Linked DNA regions of Mus musculus: region 1 is linked to region 2. A link is a loop called in an ENCODE intact Hi-C map of the cell type or tissue named here. Cell type or tissue: gastrocnemius. All regions are shown on one strand. Each heading gives the region's core, and the rest is flanking DNA. Links, peaks and the distances in the headings are about the cores only.

Region 1 (8,338 bases), core at 48-8,047, 150 kb before region 2:
TTTCCAAAACTTTTATCATGAATGGGTGTTGGATCTTGTCAAATGCTTTTTCTGCATCTAACGAGATGATCATGTGGTTTTTGTCTTTGAGTTTGTTTATATAATGGATTACATTGATGGATTTTCGTATATTAAACCATCCCTGCATTCCTGGAATAAAACCTACTTGGTCAGGATGGATAATTGCTTTAATATGTTCTTGGATTCGGTTAGCAAGAATTTCATTGAGGATTTTTGCATCGATATTCATAAGAGAAATTGGTCTGAAGTTCTCTATCTTTGTTGAGTCTTTCTGTGGTTTAGGTATCAGAGTAATTGTGGCTTCATAAAATGAGTTGGGTAGAGTACCTTCTACTTCTATTTTGTGAAATAGTTTGTGCAGAACTGGAATTAGATCTTCTTTGAAGGTCTGATAGAACTCTGCACTAAACCCGTCTGGTCCTGGGCTTTTTTTTGGCTGGGAGACTATTAATAACTGCTTCTATTTCTTTAGGTGATATGGGACTGTTTAGATGGTCAACTTGATCCTGACTCAACTTTGGTACCTGGTATCTGTCCAGAAATTTGTCCATTTCGTCCAGGTTTTCCAGTTTTGTTGAGTATAGCCTTTTGTAGACGGATCTGATGGTGTTTTGGATTTCTTCAGGATCTGTTGTTATGTCTCCCTTTTCATTTCTGATTTTGTTAATTAGGATTTTTTCCCTGTGCCCTTTAGTAAGTCTAGCTAAGGGTTTATCTTTCTTGTTGATTTTCTCAAAGAACCAACTCCTCATTTGGTTAATTCTTTGAATAGTTCTTCTTGTTTCCACTTGGTTGATTTCACCCCTGAGTTTGATTATTTCCTGCCGTCTACTCCTCTTGGGTGAATTTGCTTCCTTCTTTTCTAGAGCTTTTAGATGTGTTGTCAAGCTGCTAGTATGTGCTCAGGGTATGGCTTTTTTGGAGAAGGTGTGTCACTGGGGTTGGGCTTTGAGGTTTCAAAAACCCATGTCATTCCAAGTAGCTCTCTTTCTACCTCCAACTTTCAGATCAGGATGTAAGCTCTTAGATACCAACACTGTGCCGGCTTGCCTGCTGTCTTGCTCCTCGCAATGATGATCATGGATTCTAACTCTTGGGAACTGTGAGCCTCATTATAAGTTGCCTTGGCCATCGTGTCTCTTGACAACAATATAAAAGTAACTGGATCAAGCGCTGTGAATACGGTTTTTCCCCCATCAAAATAGTTGATAGAAATCACAATCCCTGGCACTATCTTTTGTTGTTTCTTGGGAAGGTACCCAATCTGCATCCATTAGCACACTCACTACAGATACCTGAGTATCTATATGTAGCCCTCAGACTTTCTTCTGTCCTGCATTCCAAGTCTTGCTGGCCTCTTCATGAGTTAATAAGTCACAAAACCTCTTGGTATGCCTCTTTTCTATTTGTGTAAGAGTCTCATTTTTACCTTTTGGAGAAATATGCTTTAGCAACAAACACCACAACCTAGGAGAAGACCATTAGAACAACCTGAAGGACAGGCTTATCTAATGGTAAGATCTCTTCTTACAAAGTGGATGATCCAAAAGTTGTTGGTGAAATGAGGCAAGAAATGGGAGTGTGTGAGCAAGGTAAGATTGGGGTTCAGGGAAAGATGAGTAGTAGTTAGTAAATCTAAGGAGAATTAATGGTTATCATTTTTAACTAAGGAATTATGTTCAACACATGGCCCTCCACATGGTTCTGCATTACTCATTCCTCCTCCCAGATGAGAGACCTAGCCAACTCATCAACTCACAGTCCAGTGTGTCTTCTTATGTCCTTCTCTGGGGACCAGAAAGTCTACTCAGATGACAGTTACATAACCAAGGGAGCTACTCAAGTATTCTTTAAAGAATAAGCAATGTCTCCCTCCAAGGTGATTTCTGTCCTTAACTAGACCACAAAGCAGATGCCACTAAAAGAAGAAAGAGGGATCCCAAACTGAATGTTGTGCACCCCTTCTGATAGAGCACACACACACACCTGCTGTGCTAGCATCTTTGGAGGCTGCCCCACTCTACCAATCCAGATTCCAGATGGAAAACTGAAGTCTGCAGCTGTCTCTGAAAACATGTGAAGTACTTAGCCTCCTCAAGCTTCTCTTCTCCCAAAAGCTGTCTCAGGAAGCCTTACTCCCTGTCCTCTCCACTCCGACCCCCAGACAGACCAAGCCCAGAAGAACCATGACCTTTGCCTTGATTTCCCAACCCTGAACACACTGAGGGGAGAAGCAGCATGGGAGTGGGGGTGTCTTAGTTAGGATTTTTCTGCTGTGAGCAGACACCATGACCAGGGAAAGTCGTATAAAAGACAATATTTAATTGGGGCTGGCTTACAGGTTCAGAGGTTGAGTCCATTATCATAAAGGTGGGACCATGGATGGCAACTTCTAGGCAGGCAGGCAGGCAGGCACAGTGCAGGCAAAGCTGAGAGTTCTACATCTTCATCTGAAGGCTGCTAGTGGAAGACTCACTTCCAGGCAGCTAGGGTGAGGAATTTTTAGCCTACACCCACAGTGATACACCTACTCCAACAGGGTCACACCTTCTAACCATGCCACTCACTGGCTCAAGCATATACAAACCATCACAGGGGGGAAGCCATCTCGTTCAGACCAGTACTCCTTAAGAAGGCATCTCTGCAAATGTTCTCCAACCTTCAACAGCACAAGACAGATGGCATCCTTTAAAGACGCTTTTATGTCTTTCTCATTAGTCTAGGTCAGAGGAAAACTCCCCAACCAGCAGCAGGTATCATGAATTCTGATATCTGAGCATCCAATGTTTGTATGTGCCTCAGGAGTTGGTTGCTTCACTGTGCCTCCCAATATGATTGCTACAGGTACCTGGAAAAGGTGGTTTGGCTTACAAGCCCAAAGCTTTCCTGCTCAGCAGAGGTCTTCTTCAGGAAAGTACTCATGTGTCTAAAACTGGAGGAGGTTGTAGCCATTCCAAGTGGTGCAGTTTTTCAGCGTCAGAAGGGCTAGAGGGGGTGCTACCATAGAACACCATCCTGGCAGCCACTGGGATGTAACCTTAGAGTGATAGGGCACAGATATCCTGGCGTTTCTCAGTTACAGAGTTCTTGATACCCCTCAAAGAATAAGCACGCCCCAAATTCAGATGCATGGGGGTTCGGGGCAGTCGGGAGTGAGTGCCAGGCATACCTAATTCCAACAGCCGCTATGGTCCGAGAAAGGTACAAAGTGCCAGTGTAATTCAAGAATGTCGCCGCAAGATGGCAGGCTTTAACCTCTAATCCCAAAGCTCCAGCACTCTGTTTCCTGCAGGGCTGGGGGGCACGGGAGGTGGGGGGTACCAAGGTGATGAGCTGTATGTAGGCAGAGGCATCTCTTCATTTATTAATATTCCCAGATGCAGCTTGAGGAGATTTCATGTCACTTTAGGGAACTGATTTGTTTTGGCATCCATTTTCTTTAAGAAGAATAATTTCCTAATCATTTGTCAGATAAGGCACTTTTAAATTTTAGTTCCTCCCCTCACGGGGGGGGGGGGGCGGGGAGGGAGTCTGCCTGAAAGATTCGAGATAGAAAGGTTATATATTTGGCCAGAATATGTATCTATGTGTTCACAACATAACGATGCTGTTTTCCAGGGGTCCCAGGGAATAAACAACTTACCTTCTGGTAAAACAAACATTGATGGGCCTTATAGGAACACAACGAAGCCAGAGGGCTAAAGTTATATTAACAGTGACTCTAAATGCTGCTTCAAGTCTCAACTATAATTATAATTTTCACCATCAACTCCACTGGCTCTTTCTTCTAATGATTTCACCACCAACTTTAAAAAAAAAAAGAAGTGATACAGGAATTTGTGTCTCAAGGTATTCAAGGTTATCATCTTCTAAAAGCAGAAAACGGGTAATCTGCTCCAATTGCTTAGAAAGATGATTGCTTGCTTGTGTGTGTAGAGACTCTGTGAGGGTGGGAGGCAGGAACCCCCACAGAGGGGACAGACAATCTGACACTGGGTACTGTGGCTACCTAAATAATCTGAGTTCTGGACAAAACAGGGAATTAATTTGATTGCATCTGGATGAAGTCGGTTTCATACCAATAAGAACCAGATAAGGGACTAGAGAGAGTTAACTGGGAGCATCTTAACTCAAATTAAGGTATAATTTCCTTAGGGTTTTCAAAATAACAATAGCTTGCAGAAGGTAGTTAGCACTCATACTGGGAGAAGACTTGGCCCATCCTGTTAATAAAGACTTGCTCCTGGGTCCAACCACAAGAGCCAGTAATTAGATTCCACTACTCTGTGTCCCAAGCAGCTTGCTAGGTGACCATTAGCCTCTTCCCCAGAGGTGGAAGTGGTGATCCAGGGATGTCACACAGGTCAGGACTCATGAAGACAAGAGCAATTAACCTCCCTCCAAGTGTGTGTCTGGCTGGGAGGGGAAGCAGAGACAGGACTGTGCACGGTACATTAAAAAGCATTTATGAAGGGGTAGGTCAGAAGAGCTCAGGGAAAGAACCATGTAATGAGTGATGGTTATTAATGACCATTATTATCCTTGTCCTGACCCAAGGACTATTCCTTCAAGATTGTTTACTTAGTATGCAGAAGTGAAGCTCCGACACAAGGGGCTCCGGGACTCTATTAATCCACTGGTGATACACACAGAGAAAATAGCTCCATAAAGTGAAATTCTCTCCTAAAAATTAATATATACAAATGAAAATTTTAGAGCCCTCGTGGTCTACCAGAAGAGAAATGGATCGATCCTCCGTGCAGTGAATCCCATAATGGAGGGCGTCAGGGCAGTTTAACATGAAAAGGATATTGATCTCTCTTGTTACTTGATTCAACTTGATTCCTTCTGGATTGCCAGAGGCCTCTGTGACAGCGTAGACTTTGGTCTGGAGGGCAATCAAGAGCCATACTTTCTGGTCTTCTATTTATTCATTAAAGTTTGACAATATTTCTACAGGGGAAAATAAGGAGAATTCAGAGAAAGTCTTCATGTATGCCAGGTCCTTTTCAGACTAAGAAATGTGTGAACAGGCTGCTTCAGAGGTGCTGGGAAAGAAGATAGACAGGCAGGCCATCACAGCATGATGGTGATGTTTGTTGAGGTTTGGTTTATAGTTTTACTTATTAAACTGTAAGAATTCATTAATACAACTCTATTAATATTTTAGACAGTACTTCCCAAAAAGAGAATTTAAGAAAAAACAAAGTCCCCTTTTTATCAGTTCATACCACCTAAATTATCTGTCTTCTGTGGATGGCACTGCTAATGCATGATATGTGCCTGAGATTTTCTGTGGTCTTTGCATCTACACACACACACACACACACACACACACACACATGCACACACACACAGTTACACACACACACACACGTACACATGCACACACACATACATACACAGGTACACGTGGACACACACACAGTTACACACACACACATGCATGTGCATGCACACACACATACATACACAGGTACATGTGGACACACACACATGAGCACACAAAGTGAAAGTCAGGAACAGAGATTCTGTAAAAACAGAATGAGACCATGTCAGCTTTCCCTTACTATAACAAAATACCTGAGACAATCAAGGTGAAAGGAGGAAGATCTCTTGGACTCATTGTAGAGGTTTCTACTCATAATCACTTGGCCCTGTCACTTTGGGCCTATGGCAGACATATATGGTGATCAAAGCTTTATACAGCATGGTGGCTGGGAGGTACAGAGAAGGGCATGAGGTATCCACGGCCTCAGTAGCCCCTTCACTGACCCATCCCAGAAAACCCAACTTCCTTCTACTTCTACCTGACTCTACCACCCAACAGTCCCAACCACTTCCCAGGAATGCAATAAGAAGTTGGTAACCAAGCCATTAGCATGTGAGCCTTTCCCACACATTTACAGCCCAAACTATAATGAAACCGTTCATGTTACAGAATTTAATATGCTTTGGGAATTGTTCAGTGAAAGTAAAACTCCTTTATTCTTTAATAAGTCATACCACTCCATGGTATGAAAACCTTTTCACTTGATGTTTTTCTTTTGTCTTAAGGGTCTCACTATGTAGCCCTGGCTGTCCTAGAACTCTCTCTCTCTGTAGACCAGGCTGGCCTCAAACTCACAGAGATCCATTAACCTCTACCTTCCAAGTGCTGGGATTAAAGGTGCATGCCACCACTGTCCAGAAAGCCTCATGTTTAAAACGAGGTAAAACAGTTAAATCCATCAAGCTGACTGTATATGGAATAGACACTAGCAATACAGACAGAGTGTGTGGAGACAGACCAGCAGAGAGGAGTGTGACCAGACACCTCTGCCTGCAGATACAGTCTGTCGAGGGGAGAGGGAGAAGAGGAAAGCCCAAATGGGCTAAAGGCTTATTTAAAAAAAAATAAAAAAGACTGAGTTTAACTAAAGACTCCTAAATTTGTTCTGAACTGGCAAGGGTAAGCTTATTTATCACCATGAGTAAAAAGAAAGAAAAAACCCTGAGTGTTAGTTACTCGAGCTCCGTTTCCCATTATACAACTTAAATGTTACTATCTCAGAGTGCTGGGGGCTAGGAGCTATCGATGAAGACACCAAAAAAGTTGGTTTTAAGTTGCAGAGAGAGAGAGAGAGAGAGGCTTTCAGACTCCCTCTCTAGCTCCTTGTAGTTCAACGGCAATCCTCCACATTATTTGGCTTATCAATATTTGGTTTACAGAACCATTACTCTCCTCTGTCTACATCTCGTGATTTCCCTGTGTGTATGGCCATGTCCAGACTCCCCCTTTTTATTAATCATATCGGGTTGGGGCTCACCCCAGTGAGCTCCTTTCAATTTAGTTATTTCTGTAGAAATTCTCTCCAAATAAGAACATGTTCTGAGATACAGGGTTTAGAATCCCAACATATCTCTGGCAGGAGGTAGAGGGGAGGGGGAACAGAAGATTTTAATACACAACAAATGTGAAGACTAAAGGGAAACACGGCTCTGCTTTTGCCCATTTAAATTGTCTACACTGAAATGTGTCCCTGCAATACAATTTCGCTTGCATCCACAAATAGAAAAATTAGGGGCTGGGGATGTGACTCGTCAGTAAAGTGCTTGCCACACAAGCCTGACACATGAGCTGGATTCCCAGCACCCACATAAAAGCCAGCCACTATGAAGGTGGAGGTGGGAGGATCCCTAGAGCTTGCTGGCCAGCCAGTCTAGCCTAATTAGCAAACTCTGGGCTCAGGGAGACTCTGTCTCAATAAGCGAAGTGGAGAGCAACTGAGGAGGAAGACACCCAGCATAAATCCCTGGCCTCCACGTGGGTGTGCGTGCATACATAAACACACAGGGAGAAAGGAGAGCAGGAGAAGAAACAGAAAAATTAATTGCAAAGTGTACATCTAAAAATACTTACATCAACAGAAGGGACAGAGCCCAAGAGAAGGCACAAGAATGAGAGACCTACTTGTTCTCTCATGCAGGAATCCCATAAAAACACTAAACTGAATGCCTGGATGCCGTAATGTAAGTTCAGAGGCGCTGGTGCAGCCCCGTGCAGCCCTGTGCAGCCCCATGCAGCCCCGTGCAGCCCCACGCACACTGCTCCAGCCTCTGTGACTTCATATGAACTTTCTCATGTTGATTATGGGGGTCTTGTTTCTTGGTTTCCTCCTTTCCCTCTGGCCCTCACACTCTTTCTGCCTCCTCTTCTGAGGAGTTTCCTGAGTTCTAAAGGGGGGGGGTAATAGAGATACCCCATTTTCTGTTGGTCTGTCTTGTTCAATTCCAAAGTGATTGTTTTTCTCTTATCTTATTATGTTTTATTTTGTGGTATTTTTTAAAAAATGGATGAATGAAAACTTTGCTACTAGGATAAAAGTTAACAACTGAATTTTCACTTACATGTGCTGGGAGAGGAGAAAAAAACATTTGTGTTCTCCAATAGAAGAACACTGGGTATATCAACCCCTCAAGGATAGTCCACAAGAACATCTGCTTCTCAGTTCTAACATACGCAGAGGACCCAGGTGAGACCCTCCAGGCTCCCTGATCTCTATGCGCTCCCATGAGTCCTGGTCAGTTAGTTCTGCGGCCTGTGTTCTCATGAGTCCAGAGGGTTGTATATGTGTGGTTTTTATTCAGCTACAGTTTGGTTCGGTTTGGTTTTCTTTTGGGAGTGATTCTAGCTTGTTTTCTTGGTTTTGGTGGGTCTGTTGTTGTATCGGGTTTCGGGTTTTTGTTTGTTTTCTGAGAAAGAACTTAAATTTGGAGATGGGGGTGGGGGAGAAGGGATCTGGAAGGATTAGGAGAGGGGGAAATATGATCAAAA
Region 2 (8,281 bases), core at 1-8,000:
GTTTTCTTTTGTTTGTTAACACTTAAGGTCCCATTGCTTAGCAGTGAGAGTCACAGTGTCTGGCACACAATCTAAGTTCAATGTGGTCTAAATGAAAATTTTCACTATTATTATTACTAATAGTGGTATTCAAGAGCTATTGCACTGAGGTAAAGAATCTCTGTGGAAGAAATTACGTTCTCCTTTGTAAAGATAAAGTAATACTATATCCTTGGGCTATGTAGACAATAATATTTGACACTCAGAAAACTTAGTTTCTTTTCCATCTTTACCCCTGCCCTGAGAACTAGGGTTGATCTTATACAGCACATTGGAAGAGTCTGCTGCTTCTGAGCTGAAGGCATAGGAGACAGACAGTTGGAAAGGGCTCTGAGCTCACTAATTCAGATCGTTTTCTGGGAATGCCATTGATTTCCCCTAAAGACTTTATGATATCATAGAAAAATCATAGTCATAAAAAGTAACGGAAAGGTTATGATGGGCAGGGAAAGGATTCTTAAACGTTCAAGAATCTATTAATCTGAAGTCTATATTTTAAAAAGGGACATGCTGTAGAAATCCTAATCCAAGAATGGCAATGTCCTGCCAGTATCAGTAACTCTGTATGTGATCACTTCTTGATCTTAGTCCATAAAGAGCTTGAATGTCTTATAAACATTGCACACAACACATATGACCAAATAAACAGATGAGCAAGCCAAAGAAAATGGAAAATAAGTTGGTCAAGAGTATGATAATGTATGACAGAAGGGCTATTTAGTGGAGGTAGGCTATAAATGTATTTCTAGAATTCACCAGAAACTCTGGATTGTCAGTGTTCACAGTGACCACAAACCATTTAGTTAGGACAAATATAAATGCTCATGTTACTGAGGTCTAGGAGTGAGTTCTCCCCACCCCCAGGCCTTCAGAACGGGACAGAACTTCACTATGGAATTACCATAGTCAATATCTTCAATATTTCCAGAATATCTAAATTCCCTAGACTTTCTTATCTGTTCCTTGACACAATATGCAAACAAGTCATTATTATAAAAAATATTCAATAAGATGGAGAGACTTAGAATAACTTGGTCCAGGCATACAGCATTCAATCTTCGTTAATAGATAAAATTAGGAAAATTGAGGGAAAACTGGATCATCAACATATACTCAGGCAGAATTCCACACATATTTTCTTTCCACCTATATTTTGAAAAGAATTGGACAGCAGGAAGTTGGAAAGGAAGAGCCTGGAGACAATAAGTCATTCATATACAAAAGTTAAAAGACAAAGACATAGTATGAGAAAAACAGAAAGCTGTTTTATGTCACTGAAAATTAGCCAAAGTTCATCTCAAGGGAGCCATAGAGTAAGGAAACAGTTCTTTAAATTCCAGACTTTAAATTAAAGCCAGCCCCTCATTAGTGATTGAGCTCCATTTGCATGCCTCAGGAGACTCCCCTACACACAAAGAGCACTGAATCAGGCTGAACTGCGGCAGCCCACAGGTCCATGTTTTCCTCCCCTTTTTTTCACTCCTAGCAAACAAAGTGATAGGTTTCTATAGTGCTCAGCTACTACACGTTACCACAGTGACCGGCTGGCGCGATCCACAGATCCTGTGTTTTACTGGCTGCATCTATGCTTACACATACTCAAAATCTTTTCGTTTATTTGAGTCCAAATGGATCTGAAACCCAACAGTCACAGATTTTGTTATGTTGACTTATTGATAAGCTCTAGTTTTATTGTTATTATTATTATTTACAAAACACATGCTAGTTCTTACCATGGGTGTGCTGGTAGTTTTTTTGACAATTTGATATATAGGGTTATCTGGGAGAAGGAAGTCTCAACTGAGGAAAATGTTTCCCTCAGATTGGCCCATAGACACATCTTTTAGGGGTATTTTCTTGATTAATGGTTGGTTTTGGAGGGCCGTCTTCTGTGGACAGTGCTACCCCTGGGCCGGTAGTCTTGGGTTATAAGAGAGAGTGGGCTGAGCAAGCCAGTAAGCAATTTTCTTCCATGGTTTTGGCTTTAATTTCCAGCTCCAAGTTCCTGCCTTGAACTCCTGCTCTGATGTCCCTTCATGATGAACAGTCACTGGGACATGTAAGCCAAATAAACCCTTTCTTCCCTAAGTTGCTTTTGGTTGGAATGGTTTTCTCAGAACAGAAAAGAAGCTAAAACAATGGGAGAATTGTTAAATTACAGTGTTGTCAACAGCGGGGGGACTAGTGTAGCAGTAATATTTCCCAACCTCTTTAGGCTGCTGTTTATTAGTAATTCATTTTTGCTACTCAGGCTATCTTTATTTACATTCACACATTTATTGAAAACAAAAGCAATTAAAAACAAAACATAAAAGGATCTCGTTCTATAGCCTAAGCTGGCCTGGAGCTGACTATGTAGCTCATCCTGACCTCAAACTTCCAGTGATCCTTCTACTTCAGCCTCCTGGGTATCAGCATCACAAGCTACCTACCATGCTCAGCCACAGTTTTCACAAGTAAATTTAATAATAATGAGATAGAAAAATTAACTCTAGAAAGATGGTCAAGCCTGAGGCATGTTTTACCACTCTCGGAAAGTATAACTAACAGGAGGATTCTCTTTAAACTTTCTCCTTGGCTCTATCAAGTACAAAGCATTGGAAAAGGTGATGACTGAGCTGGGTGCTGGAGCACTCGCTATAGTCCCAGCATGCAGGGCAGAAGGCAGAGTAGTGCGAGGGCATCCTGGGTCGAGCGTTCAACTCAAAATAATTTTCCACTGTGATTTACAGGTTTTAAAGCCATGTTATAACATCTCTTAAATTCACTATAGGTGTCACTTAAAATTATTACAAGCTAGAGAAAGCACCCAAGGAGCTGAAGGGGTCTGCAATCCTATAGGTGGAACAACAATATGAACTAATCAGTAGCCCCAGAGCTCGTGTCTCTAGTTGCATATGTAGCAGAAGATGGCCTAGTTGGCCATCACTGGGAAGAGAGGTCCCTCGGCATTGCAAACTTTATATGCTCCAGTACAGGGGAACGCCAGGGCCAAGAAGTGGGAGTGGGTGGGTAGGGGAGCAGGGTGGGGGGAAGGTATAGGGAACTTTCGGGATAGCATTTGAAATGTAAGTGAAGAAAATATCTAATAAAAAAACCTAAAATTATTTCAATATCAAACCTTGAGAAGTTTTAATTCAATGAGAAAAGCCATGGCTCTAGAGTCAGATATATGTGTTGTAGCCCCTACACAACATAGGCAAGTTATTTGATTTTATTTTTTCTGTACCTAATATTTATAGCTACCACAGGTAGCAGGGCACTTTAACAGCCTCTCACTTCGTGCAACCCTTATAACGGCTCTGTAAGGTCTGCAATACAGAACAAGAAGCAAACTCAGAAAACCACAGTTAAAGCTCCGGTTCTGGACTGAATGACACAATGGTGGTATTAAAGTTGGATTTCTTATGTCTCTTCCATTCCTAAAAATTATGATGGGAACCCAAACTTAACTATATCGCGTCAACCTGAATTTGAGCACCAAGATCAAATTCAAGCTGTTTTTAGATATTTACAAATGGGTTGGGAGGCCTGTAATTATGTACTTAGCCCGGTAGGTGGCACCAACCACATCTAAGCCAAGTCCATAAGGAATGGTAACTCAGGAAACGTGAAATGCTGTAGGAGACTCGGCTTTCTGTTACCCCTAGGACAAAATGTGCCACACATTTATAAACCAAATGAAAAATGAAGAAAACAGCCTATTGATGTTTTGTGTCATGCTATATGGCATCAAGATGTATTACTGGCAGCCTTGATTAAACATTAAACATGGTGTTCTGCTGTACAGCTCTTAACCATTATTATTCTCCTTGCTTAACTAGTTCACCCCATTCTGAACAAAGAAACAAAAAATGAAAGCAACTGCCTACTTCCTCCATAATTCTTATCTAACACGTTTTCTCTCTACTACAAATAAGTTAGGCAATTAGGGCAGCAAAGGGAAAGGGCTGGGCTATTACACAAGCACTATTTGAAGGCTGAGCACTCAATAGCCCTTTTGGACGGTGTTCTGGTTCCTCTAGTTTCAAAAGAATTGCATTGCTTAAGCTTGGCTTAGAGGAAAGTGGCAAGAGATCCTGGGCACACCTCTTTCCCAAATCAGGCAAATACAGGTCCTTCCATTTCAGGTATTTCCAGATAGAAGGAAGTTTTCCTCCATGCTCTTGGCCCAAAATCCCTTGTCTCCTGTTGTGCTGTCTGGCTAAGGTAATGGTGCCTTCTATTTTGTTGGCAAATAATAGAGATGTTGTTACAGTTCAAGCAATCACTATTTGGGGAATTCCCTGAGGCCTGGGACTCACCATTACCAGTATCAGTCTTTGCTTCAGGCATCTGATGTACAAGAAATCGTTTCTGCTGTTCACACTCCGGGATAAGCCTTTGCTTCCCCCACCTCACAGAGATATAGCATATTTGAGAGCGTTTACTTAGAATTTGGCTCAGGGTTTGCGTCAGCTCTCCTTGCTTATGTCAGCCTACTTAAGACTGCAGCTTGTGACCTTCATTAATCACCTATCACAGAGAGCACTAAGCAATCTCTAAATTCAGATGATTTGTCTTCGGCAATAATCTTCAGTAATAATGTAATTGTGATATGATACTTGATTTTGACCACCCCTCCCCCATATCCCAGGCTCTTAGCATTTCTTTGAGCTCTCTGAGAAGATACAGAAAGTTCTCCTTAGAAGAACCCGAAGGCTGGATATTGTGCTACTGAAGCCCAGGGAAGTGGAAAATGAATATTCCTGGGAACCTATTTTCTCACTAATCCTCTGTCCTGAAAGCAAGTTATTCCTCTCACCTCTCACCTTTCCTTCTTTAATTTCTCTTCCTGATGGCTAAAATTTTGGGAGGCAGAGGCAGAAACCACAACTAGCTCAAATCTGGATCTTTCACCAAAGTACTGCTCTTTAAAAAGTCTATAAACTTTGAGGCAACCTGAAGCCTTTAAACATTAAAGTAGTGTTTGTGGTATTAACAGATGATGAAACTAATTTGTCATATTTTTATTTGTTTTTCCACAAAATCTTACAGAAGTTCAGACAGAAAGAATAAAGTTAGTTCTTTTTCCCTAAACATGAATTCAGTAAAAAATTTAAAAAGTAAACTGCATCCTCATTAAGACAGTGTTAATGGGTGACAATGACTCCACCTGTTCACACCAAGTGTTTAGGAGAGGAAGGAGCAGGATGCCAGAAGTGGGGGCTCCATTTTCTTTTTTAAAGACAGATTTTAATTTCAGCCAAGCAATGAATAATTATTATTGTTTGCTTTTCAGATTTCACATGGAACATGAACTAAAAATTACTACTGTGTGCTAAAATTCAAATTTAACAGGATTCCTTTCGATTAGACCTAACCTAGAAATGCTTGCTATGAAACACCCTACAATTTTCTTTCTCTCCTCCTGTTTCACAGCCCGTATATTACGCATCCTGCCTCTTCTCTCGCTTGCTGAGCCCCCACCTTTACACCTTGGCATTTCTTACTACACGGCTGTTTTGTCGAATATATGCTTGCATAGTGTACCTATATGGAGTTGGTTTATCATCTAGCTTCTTTCAAATGTTCGAAATTCATTTCTGCAGGCTCTCAAAATGTTTAATTTTTTTTTGGGGGGGGGGAGGTTTGGTTTTTTTTTTTTTTTTTTTTTTGGTTTTCCGAGACAGGGTTTCTCTGTGTAGCCCTGGCTGTCCTGGAACTCACTCTGTAGACCAGGCTGGCCTCGAACTCAGAAGTCTGCCTGCCTCTACCTCCCAAGTGCTGGGATTAAAGGCGTGCGCCACCACTGCCCGGCTTAAAAAATTTTATTTATATGTAATTCTGAAATGAGTTTTTCTGCTATAGAACAAAGGGCTGTCAATAGAAAAAAAAAGGTCTACCACTACAAATTTAATTTTTTCCCTAATTTTCTAAAACAACAATTTGACACCTCCTATCAAAGCAATTATTAGTCTTACAGTTATACAATTAAATAATGCCATGATGAATGTTAATAGACCTCATTTTCCAAATCTTTTCCTTCAGGTAAAATGGGTGCTACAACTATGGAGAGAGCAACAATCAACAGAAATGAACATGATACGGTGAGAGAATAACTTTCAAAACAACAAAACCACTCCAATTTTAAAAAGCTTAGATAATGGGTATAGATCTTTGCAAAACATTTGTTTATACATTTATGGATCTGCTTTGGCCATGTTGAGAATCCAACCCATGGCCTTGTGCATGGCAGTCAAGAGCTCTATTGTAAGCAACAATCCCAGCACTGCAATGCATTTACTATGCATTATAACTTATGATTGTTTAGAGTTGCAAACACCTGTTTTAACTTTCCCCTCTCTTCTTGTTCTTCTTCTATTTTAAAGAGAATCCCAGGATCAAAGAACTACGTAGAACAACAAGGAGGAACTAGAGAAAAGTCAGTATGATGATGTAGGACAGAGGCTCTTTTTTCTGAAGTCAATGCCAGATGAAGCTCTGAAGGTTTAGAAGGCTTTCCCTACTTTTGCTTTGGACATATTTGAAGACTAGGTACAGCCTTTCTGTTCACTAAAATCTCTCAAACCTTTATATTAGGTCTGTCCTTCCATTCTACCACCAAACTGGGGGAGAGATGTTGCACATTTTGGCCCTAAGCATGTTGGGACTTGAGTATAGGTATTATAAATAGCCACTAATTAGGTTGGTGAATTTTGGATGAAATGACTGAATTTCAAATCACATTGCTTCTAGTTAAATTCATAGACATTTTTTCTATCTCTTAAGTATTCACTTCTGGACTGATCATTGCTGGCAAGTAAGCATTAGGTGAAAAATAAAGAAAACTCTAGCCCCTGGATGGCTCTTACTGGCTCATGTGCCATTCATTGCTTTGTGGGTTGTTCCCTTGCTAGCTAATCCCTGAATACCTTATACTCACTAGCATTACTGTTTTCAGTTTAGGCCTCCTTTCCTGCCTGAGTTACCACAGTCTATTAATTGATATTAGTGCTTCCAAGCTCTCTAATCCATCTTACAGTACCATACAAGCTATTTTTTTTTCTTTAAGAGAAATGAGATTATGTCACTCCCCATCACTTTTTTTTATGAAGTCCAAATTCCTTCACGGGCAATAGTTGACCTGCCTCCTGCCTAGCTCCCCAGTCTCAACGTTCACTGTTTTCCTTTCCCTCACAGTCCTATAGTAAGTTCTATGGAACTGTTTCCAGTTTCCCCGAGGGAACGTGAGTTCTAGGTACAAAGCCGGAAGATCCTTTTCTCCTTTTCTGCTTGACGACTGCTCACGTTTTGTTTTTAATCTCCGTGTAAATGTGTGCATGTGCCATGGCATACGTGTAGAGGTCAGAGGTCAGCCTTCCATCTAGTTTGAGACGGGATATGTTATTCATGACTGACGCAGAAACCAGGCTAATTGTCCTGAGAGCTTCTGGGAGTGGCCACTGTGTCCACTTTCCATCTTGCTGTGGGACATACACTACCACATTCGGGCAATGTGAACACTGGCCCCTATACTTGTAGAGTATTTTTGTTGTTGTTGCTTTTTTTGTTTGCTTGCTTGTTTTTTGAGACAGAACATTGTTATGCAACACTGGCTCTCCTGGAACTCACTTGACCAGGCTGTCCCTTGAACTCACAGAGATCCATGTACCTCGGCATTCTGAGTACTAGAACTAAAGGCACTAAATGCCTGGCTCCCACTTTTTTTAAAGAATGAAGTTTGTTATCTTTATCCTATCCCAGTGTTTCTCAATCCTTTCTATGTATTAGGATCTCCTTGTAGACTCTGGAAAATAGCAATTTTCACTCCCCAAGTTATTTAAATCAATTTTTTGAAAGATAAGGCAAAAACATATAATTTTTTAGTTAAGATCCTCAGAAAATTCTAATGTTCATTCAGGTTTGAGGATTTTGTTTTGTTTTGTTTTTAGACAGGGTCTCCCTATGTAGCCCTGGCCCTCCTGGAACTCGATATGTAGACTAGGCAGGCCTCTACCTCTAGAATGCTGGATTAAAGACAGGCACTACCACATCTACCTAGGTTTGAGAATTCCTTAATGAATTATATTGCAATTATCGATTTACCCAGATCTCTCTCACACCATATGATGAACTCTTTAAGACACAGAACTATGTCTTGTTCATCTTTTCATTTTAACGAATTTATATGGTGCCTAGGATTTAACAGAAGTTTATTAAATGACATTGCACAAGGATTTGTTATGGCTTAAATATGAAG

The links. Peaks named below come from ENCODE experiments on the same cell type or tissue, not always from the same donor. Only the 100,000 strongest peaks of a DNase experiment are listed, where the experiment ranks them.
Region 1: it touches region 2 in a loop (3-fold over the local background); 6 of 42 quality-filtered maps call a loop at or near these places.

The regions. Positions count from the first base shown.
Region 1 is chr12:78,052,922-78,061,259 of GRCm38, forward strand. No RefSeq gene overlaps it. Among named protein-coding and RNA genes, the nearest start is that of Gm6657, 140 kb to the right of the region's middle. In gastrocnemius, for the core only: a CTCF peak has its summit at 3,251 (motif pointing right); a DNase peak (open chromatin) is centred at 3,262; H3K4me3 peaks cover 173 bases.
Region 2 is chr12:78,202,413-78,210,693 of GRCm38, forward strand. Gm6657 (predicted gene 6657) reads left to right here. Exons shown (of 9, transcript NM_001374218.1): 8 at 6,070-6,128; 9 at 6,411-6,615. The coding sequence ends at 6,473. Among named protein-coding and RNA genes, the nearest start is that of Gm6657, 9.5 kb to the left of the region's middle. In gastrocnemius, for the core only: a CTCF peak has its summit at 3,590 (motif pointing right); a DNase peak (open chromatin) is centred at 3,609; H3K4me3 peaks cover 637 bases; H3K27ac peaks cover 793 bases.